2 separate regions of the Homo sapiens genome follow, and region 1 is linked to region 2. The links are chromatin loops, found by intact Hi-C in ENCODE. Cell type or tissue: OCI-LY7. All regions are shown on one strand. Links, peaks and the distances in the headings refer to the core of each region. The heading gives the core; the rest is flanking DNA.

Region 1 (4,395 bases), core at 133-4,132, 51 kb before region 2:
GGGTCTAAGCAGTGGGGCAGCAGTGGAGAGGAAGTGGTGACTTTGAGGCACATTGGAAGTTGGAGTAGAATGGAGAGAGCTTGCTAACTCAGGTGGAGTGAGGAACAGTGAATAAGAAGGAAAGCCAGACTCTTAAGATAAACTGAAGATTCTGGGGTTTGTAGCTTGATGAACAGGTGTTGTGGTTAGGTCCTTCACTGAGAATCGAAACACCAAAGGGGCCAATCATACTGGGTTTAATTTGGACTTGCTGGCTTTGGTAACATTGGGCTGTCTTAAACACAAGGCTGATGTTCAGGAGAGAAGAGAGCTGGGCAGTTTGGGGAGGCATCAGCAAAGGTAGAGGCTGAAGCAGTGGAATTAGAAGAGTAGAGAAGACAAGAGAATGGGGCAGAGAAGTGAGGTACTGATCCATATTTAAAGTAGAAGAGGGGTCACAGGCAAAGAAATCTGGTTGCATGAGGCTCCAGGTCCCAGAAAATGTTTTTAGAAATAAATCAAAAAAAGATCTGCAGATGCATGTCGCATTTGTGCGCAATGTAACTTCTGTTTCACCTTATTCCCCATCCTGCCCTTACCCTCATTACTCCCCCATCAAATGTTTCTTTGCGAAGTTGCAAAAATAAAATGCAGATTTATATAATCTCAGTAAGCATAAAGACAACTGTCTTTAGCAGCGGGAATGGTTTACTTTTCTTTGCAGTCACTGAAATGCATGGGATGAGTCATGTGAAGTTCTGAAAATTCAGCAGAACCTACATAGGCATTTGAATAGCTCAACCAGTAGAGCCAAGGGGGATGGGGGCAGACAAGCACCAGCAGGAAATGCTGAGTGTCAGACAGTAGCCCGAAGGAAGAGCCTGGGAAGGTTACCCTCTGTGATGACGCAGGGTCTGGAAACAATGACATCAACATAAATCATGAGATTTGAGATGGCGTCTGCTCTCTTCTTGGTTAGGAGGGGAGATTGCAGGCTGGGGAAACATTCCATGATCTCCCTTGGTACCCCTGTTCCCCACCTGCACCCCTCTATCCAACATCCTTGGACTTATTGGGGGCTGGGGTGATGATTTCGTTCTGAATCTCCCAGTTCATTCTCTAAGGGCACACTGACCACCACAATCCCTAGGCATTGTCATAGGAATTAATTAAGAGCTTGCTTCAGTGGGTCATGCCTGCAATTCAGTGTTGTGGGAGGCCAAGATGGGAGGATCGCCTGAGGCCAGGAGTTTGATTCTAGCCTGGGCAACAGAGTGAGACCTTGTCTCTACAATTTATTTATTTATTTTTGAGACGGAGTCTTGCTCTCTTGCCAGGCTGGAGTGCAGTGGAGGCTGAGGCAGGAGAATCACTTGAACCCAGGAGGCAGAGGTTGCAGTGAGCCGAGATCATGCCACTGCACTCCAGCCAGGTGACAGAGCGGGACTCCATCTCAAAAAAAAAAAAAAAATTAGCTGGGTGTGGTGATACATGCCTATAATCTGAGCCATTCAGGAGGCTGAGACAGGAAGAGCACTTGAGCTAGGAGTTCAAGGTTGCAGTGAGCCATGATTGCACCACTGTACTCCAGCCTAGATGACAGAGTGAGATCCTGTCTCAAAAAAAGAAAAAAAGAAAGAACATTGGAGAATTTAGGTTGAAGTGGACTTGCCTTGGATTCCAAGGGGCTTTAGTGACTGAATTGCCGCATGCAGGTCTGAGCCAGAAAGGACTGCCCCCCTCAGGCAGACAGGAATTTGTGTTTTACAAATTTTCATCTTTCTTCAGTCAACTAGCTGAGACTTCAGAATAAGGTTTATTGCCAATTGTCACAAAAATAAAATTATAATCGCTAATAGCATGAATGGATAATTACTGCTAAATTAATACTAATTTTTACTGTAGCTGATAATAATTTTTTAATTATGTGCTTAGAATGCGCTGGGCACTAAAATAAACAAGTTATACCCATTATCTCATTTCCTGTTCATAATGATCCCCTGAAACACATATTACCACTTCTATTACTGAGTAAACACGTATATTCATTGATTCATTCAGTCAGTGGCTGGGGATGCAATGTGAAAGCAATAGATTTTGTTGATGTCCCACCCATATCCCTTCCCACAGCGTGGACTCATCTCCAATGGCCATGACCATTGGCTGCTACTGTTCACAGCTGCCTCTCTTCTCCAGAGAATTGCCCTTGGCCAAATGGTAGCTGCTTCACATGGGAGGGTACTCTCCCTGCCCCACCTAGGGATATTCCGAAAAATAATGGAAAATGTCTGCAGCCCATAGCCAATGACTCACTGACACATAGAGGTACCGACTTGGCTCCCTTCTTGCCTCGAGGTGGGACAAACCCTGTGGTGTCGTCATGTTCTGGGACTCGGCTGAAGGGACTCGGCCCCATGGGACTCGGCTGAAGAAACCAGTCTCCAGCTAAGACGACAGCCTTTCCCTCACATCCTTCCCTTGTCCTATCTTCCCTCCCACACCCGTTTCTCTCCAGCATACCTTGTTCATAAATGAAGTGCTGCAGACCTTGTCTTACGTTCTGTTTCTTGTGAACTCCACCTACCACATTGGAATGAGTATAGACTTTAGTTCCAGGCAGACCTGAGTTCGAATATGTTGTGGCTGTGTGATCTTGAGTAAGTCAATTAACCTCTCTGAATTCTATTGTTCTGATCAATTTCTAAAAATGAAAATAATATAACTGAGTTTCATTCATTCCTTCCTTCTTTCAATAAACTTTAACATTAGCCTCTGTGCTAAGGATATAGAGACAAAAAAGGCGCAGTTTCTGCCTCCAGAGGTACAAGATTTTCTAAAGATTATAACTTCTCATTAGAGGGTGGTGAAAACAACTTTAGTGGATCCGACCAGCATTATGAAAAAAAAAATCTAAAGGAATGAAAAGAAAGTATCTGAGTGCCTCACACTTAATAAGAGTAAGTTCCATGAAGAATTGATTCGAATTTATGATCCTGTCTATGCATAGATAGAATCTATAGAGTATCTATGTCATATCTATCTCTATAGATACTTCATGGTAGACCTGAGGATATACTGAAAAATAATGTAAAATGGATCTCTTTCTGGCCATCAGATTAAAAAGGTTTGAAAGCTTCTTGTCTACAGAGTAAGAGCCAGTGAGAAAAGGGGAGATTTTATTCCAAAATTTGTTTTTAATAATGAGGAGCTTACACACATGCATTTTGTGTTTGTACACATCTAAGTAACCTCATAATAAAAAGTAATTTGTCAGTACTGGGAGGCACTTTCTCAAGAATACTTTTCCTTTAAAGGTGGAACAGTGAATTGCTTAACCTTGTGTTCTAGTTGTAAATCCACTCTCTTAATCATTTTTAAATGCTGTGGTATTCATTTCAGAATATTACTCAGCAAAATGAATCAGTGTAGAAGACGGTGTGTATAGTTCAATTTTTTGCTAAGTGTGTAGATTTATGCAGAGAAAAGAAGACTGGAAGTCTCTATGACAATATTAAGTGTTACCTCTGTGTAGCAGGATTATTGGTTTTCTTCTTGCCTTGCTTTGTTTTTAAGCTTTAAGCAATATATTAAAGTTTTCTGCAACATATTAAAGCAGAATATATTAAATATATTCAAAGAGAATTAAAAGGTAATGTGTGCTCTCTAGATGCTAAAGCTGTTACATATTACATCATTTAATCATCACAACAATCCTACCCCATAAGTACTACCATTCTCTCCATGTTTACAGATGAGGAACTGAGACTTTAAGAGATTAAGTAGGCTAGGCACGGTGGCTCACGCCTGTAATTCCAGCACTTTGGGAGGCCGAGGCGGGTGGATCACCTGAAATCGGGAGTTCGAGGCCAGCCTGACCAACAGGGAGAAACCCCGTCTCTACTAAAAATACAAAACTAGCTAGCTGGGCATGGTGGCGCATGCCTGTAATCCCAGCTACTAGGGAAGCTGAGGCAGGAGAATTGCTTGAACCCGGGAGGTGGAGGTTGCAGTGAGCCGAGATCACACCGTTGCACTCCAGCCTGAGCAACAAGAGTGAAACTTCATCTCAAAAAAAAAAAAGATTGAGTAAATTGCCCAATGTCATAGAGCTATGAAGTAGAACAACTATGAATCAAATGTTGTGGAGACGTGCACTGACCACACTATTACAAATTATAAGCTTTTTCCTAACCTGCCCTTAATCTCCCTGTACAGGGAATTACCATTGCTTTTCTTTTTCTACATCAACATCTCTTATCACTTTCTAACATACTATATAATTTACGTATTTATTATACTTATTCTTTTTTTGTATCCCTGAAATCACTGAGCTTCAAATTATGTTTATTATTTACTACACTCTTCCCCATCTAGAATGTAAACTTCAAGTGGACAGATTTTGAGCTGGGCACAGTG
Region 2 (4,395 bases), core at 302-4,301:
CAGTTTTAAAGCCTGAGCCAAGTGTCAAGCAGCAGGAGGGTGTCCTTCGTGAACTCTGAATTTATGGGGCTGAGTCTGAGAGCGAAGAGATGCCAACAGTAGCGACTGAGAACATTCTGGATGATTTTAGTAAACCCCGAACAAATTCCTTATACACCAAGGAGCATTCTCCTTGTTAGAAATTCCTCCAGACCACGACTCTGGCCCTGGCCCTGGGGTGAGGAGATAGGGTGCCTGGCCGTAGTGGATCTAAAACGGGATGACACCGGAAACCTGTGGGGAGGACGCCGTCCTTGTCGCCCCTTGACAGAGGGGGCACAGAGGCCTTAGAGAAACAAAAATAAAAATAGCAATTGTTTGCCACTTCCCTCCCTAATAAAGTGTTCTCTCCAAACCTGGTTTCCACTCTATTTCTGAACTGTTTCGCCCCATGGTGTGTAGGAAGCCAGGGTAAATGTGGGAGTGGGAGGAAGGGGACACAGGCAGCAACTCAAAGGAAGGCAGAATTAGTAGCCGTCTGGGAACCGGGGGCGGGGGCATTCTAGAAATGCGAAGAGGTCGAATAGCCAGCTGGGTCCGGAGTCTCCTCACCTCTGGTGTCTTAGCGGAGCATGAGTGTGTATGTATGTGTGTGTATATGTGTGTATATTTATTTGCGCATATGCACGTGTGTATGTGTGTGTGCATGCATGTGTGTATATGGGTAAGTGTGCAGTGTGTGTTTACGTGCATGCATGCATGTATGGGTGTAGATATGTGGGTGTGTAGATAAGTGTGGGTGGGCACATGCGTACACCCACTGGAGGGGTGCGATGGAAGTTGTGTGCAGCTGCGTGAGCGTTACTGACCATCCTGTGGTTTGCTGATAGCTGCTTAATCTGGGTTGTGTGTTTCCTCCCTCCCCAAGCAGACACTCAGGGTGCTCCGTGATGCACCGGGACGCTAATATTTTCACACCTGCAATCTGTATTGTTCTTTTCTCCTTCGGAGAGCAATATTGCCCTTCTGGGTGCTTAAGCAGGAAACACAGGACCAGATAATTTAAGAGGAGCCTTAATGCTCAGGGCCAGAACAGACAGACGGGCCTGAACAAGGTCACAGGCCGTCCAGGGAGTGCAGGGCTAGGGCAATGCCAGCCCACTTCCTTCCAGCCGAGCGCTCCCTTCACGGTGACCACCTTCCCTTCAACGTCTTTGTTTCCCGGCTGTAAAATGGGCATGTTGCATACAGCTATGTAGGAAGTGTTTGCAAGTGCCCAGGCTCTGGGAATTTGAGTAAAGAAGGCCCTTTGTCAGTGGCGCACACAGCCTCGGCTTTCTTCACCTTGTCAGTTGTCCATTCAGGTGGAGTAGCTATGAACACCCACTTACCCTTCACGTATCCTAGGATCAGGACTGTGCCTGCAGTGACCACGAAGGCTGGGGAGCCAGATGGCTATGGACCTCACGAGGGCCTGCCAGTTCCCAGGAAGGGGGTCTGGGCTGCCAGGACAGGGGGCAGCAGCAGGACTCAGAGAGAGGGGTTGCCTCGCAGTGAGCCCTGCCCATCTCTCGTGCGGTGGGAAGGTGGTTTAAACCCTGCCCTTACCCCATGCTCTGAGGTCTCCGGAAGACACAGGTGCTATATATAAAACTAAGACTATTATCTCACTCTTGCTAAGTTTCCACCCTCGCGGCTTACTGTACACCACCGGGGAGAACATTTCCTGAAGCCCTTCTCCCGGAGCTCTGAGGCCAGGGTGAGGGACGCCTTCTGAGAGAGAAAACCTTCCCCGCAGGGAGGCCTTTTGCAGAACAGGGAGGAGAATAAAAATGTCCAGGCAAATGCCCAACCTCACCCTAGTGAGCTTCCCACTAGCTGAGCTGGGGACCAACATGGTACCAGCCTACAGGGAAGCCCCTCATCTTCCCCCTTTTGCCTTTTAACATGGAGTCTCTGGGTCAGGGATGGACACGGTGGTGAGGGATGCTAAGTATGAGCAGACACCCTAGTGGGTTCAGCTCAAACTCCAGAGGGGATGGGGATGGGCAACACTCCTGAGGAACTTCTGTTCAGCACTCGTCATCGCCAGGACAAATGATGGGAGGTCCAGGTTGGGAGGTTTCCATTTAAGCGTTGGTTCCTTGCAATTTCCCTGGGTAGTTTTTTCAAACAACCCATGATTGTCATTTTCGGTCGGACGATCCCCATTGTTTGGGACTGTCCAGCACACTGAAGGTCACTGAGCATCTGGGCATCTGGGCCTTGGAGCACTATTTGCCATTGTGCAACATACACAACACACACACACACACACACACACACTCTCTCTCTCTCTCTCTCTCTCTCTCTCTCTCTCTCTTTCAAAACACCCTCTAGGGCTGGAGGCAGGTACTGCATCTGGTTAGGAACCACTGCAAGGAATTATTTACCTTGGCAACATCTCAAGAGGATATCGAACTGGAGTCAAAGGATTTTGGGGAGGTGGAGTAGGAAGGAGGTAGAGGATGTTAGGCTGAGAAATGTCCTGTCAGCTTGGACATGGTGTTGGCCAAATTTTTTTAAGTGAAGAATTTTCATTTTTTTTGTCCTATTTATGAGCACCCAATTGACTGAGCACCCTCAGTTAATTGGAGAATCTTGTGCATTTTGTTTGGCTTTGTTTTCATTCTTTCTTAATAAGAATGTCTTAATAAGATGTCTCTTAATAAGCACTATTACCTGTGGGGCCAGCTTCATGAATGCAGTTGCACAGGCCGCATGCTCAGAAGGGCCCTGCTTTTGGGGTTGAATGCCTGGCCCATTGCTGCCTTGAAATTCTTAATAATTCTTTGAGTTGGTGTTTGTAAGTGAAGTCCAGTGGGACAATGAAGCATGAATTCTCTGGGCTCCAGTCCCACCTGACTTCCTTCTCCCCACCCCTGGCAACTACTGACTCTTCTGATCCCATCAGGGGCCTGGGTGAAGGTTCAGGGAGGGATAGAGTTGGCGTCACTGGTGTCCCAAGGCAGGGTGTGGTGGCCATCCCTACCCCAGGCTGGCAGGGCCAAAAAGTGGACAACTGCATGAGAATCCAGCTCACTCCAGATCCAAATACCAAGCGTGTCCCAGCATGAGTGTGTAATCGCTTTGGGTCTGCCCAGGCAGGTGTGTGGGAAGAGGGGACCTCTCTGCTCCTGGCCCAGCACCTGGTAGAGGACGGCAGTAGACGCTTAAGAGTGGCCAGAGTCAAGGGGCGGGATCCCAGCATCTTGTGAGACTCTGCACTCATTAAACAGCAAATAAGAAACACTGTATCAAGTTGAGAGAAACCCTGCAGAAGAAAGGAAGGAAACGGTTTATTTTAGTACGTTTTATGGCACTTTTTTCCTGCTTTTTGAACAAGGGCGCTGCATTTTTACTTTGCACTGGGCCCTGAAACTTACGTAGCTGGCCCCTACTTGCTTACTTCATTGCTATCTGCAGTTTCTGTTTATTTTCTGTCTCCCGTTTCTAAAAAGAAATAACTAGTTAAAAGGGCTCACCATGAACACAGGTGCTTCCATTTGTTTCCCCCTTTCTGTTCTTCTGAGGGACATTATCACCAGCCAATCACCAGCTGCCCCACCCCAGACTTCTTTTCCAATGCTACCTGTTAGCACGGCACCTTCTGAAGGAGGCCGTGAGTCAGGGGAGAGGAGACAGGGGCAGGGAAGACAGATTTATCTGTCACTGGGATGTGGCTGAATTTTGTGGTGGGTGGGTTGTGAATCTTCCCATTAGGGAGTGATTTCTTCCCAGGTAGTTATGAGCTAGTGCTGGCCCCAGGCAGGATGCTGTCAGGATACTAGACAGGGAACCATAAAGCAAGGTTGCAAGAAATGAGGCTCTGCTCTCATCAGCAAGCTTTACTAAGGGACTCTCTTCAAGCAGGGAGATAGTGCTGCACCAAACAAGTTAAGCACTGTCCTTGGGCAGGAGTATCATGCCGTAAGACATGGCCCAAGAGAGAATGACAGTGAGGAAACCTAATTGCAGGTCAGGTGGGCCTGTAGACAGGGACAGGTGAGGGCTAGGCCCTGCCCACTGCCGCTTCTCACCGTTGGTCCCCAGTCATGGAAGTTTCATATTTAGACAAAGGAAGGTCAGGGAAGTATCACGTCTTCTGCTTTACCTAGGAAGTTCTTGTTGGGGGGAAGTTGGATGTCAGGAGCCACTGTGCCTGCCTCTACCCTAGTCCCCTCCACAGCCTGCTGCATAGTTTCCAAGTGTCCCAGGACCGCAGTGACACCCACCCCACCCATACATTTTAAGTGTTAGCCACTTCTTGTCTGTTACTATAAAATGCACATCAGACATTCCTAGACCCATCGGAGACCTGGAGAGGCCAGACACTGGACATCCTCCTACCACTGGGCCAGACACACCCACGGCAGC

What was found. Peaks named below come from ENCODE experiments on the same cell type or tissue, not always from the same donor. Only the 100,000 strongest peaks of a DNase experiment are listed, where the experiment ranks them.
Region 1: it touches region 2 in a loop (4-fold over the local background); 2 of 110 quality-filtered maps call a loop at or near these places.

Annotation. Positions count from the first base shown.
Region 1 is chr1:226,760,501-226,764,895 of GRCh38, reverse strand. No RefSeq gene overlaps it. Among named protein-coding and RNA genes, the nearest start is that of ITPKB, 23 kb to the right of the region's middle. In OCI-LY7, for the core only: a CTCF peak has its summit at 1,742 (motif pointing left); DNase peaks (open chromatin) are centred at 195 and 805; H3K4me3 peaks cover 1,230 bases; H3K27ac peaks cover 1,883 bases.
Region 2 is chr1:226,709,352-226,713,746 of GRCh38, reverse strand. All of the region lies in intron 2 of ITPKB (inositol-trisphosphate 3-kinase B), which reads left to right. Among named protein-coding and RNA genes, the nearest start is that of ITPKB, 28 kb to the left of the region's middle. RefSeq lists enhancers at 728-797, 1,298-1,377, 1,738-1,797, 1,988-2,037. In OCI-LY7, for the core only: CTCF peaks have their summits at 2,103 and 2,332; DNase peaks (open chromatin) are centred at 906, 1,646 and 2,366; H3K4me3 peaks cover 2,605 bases; H3K27ac peaks cover 4,000 bases.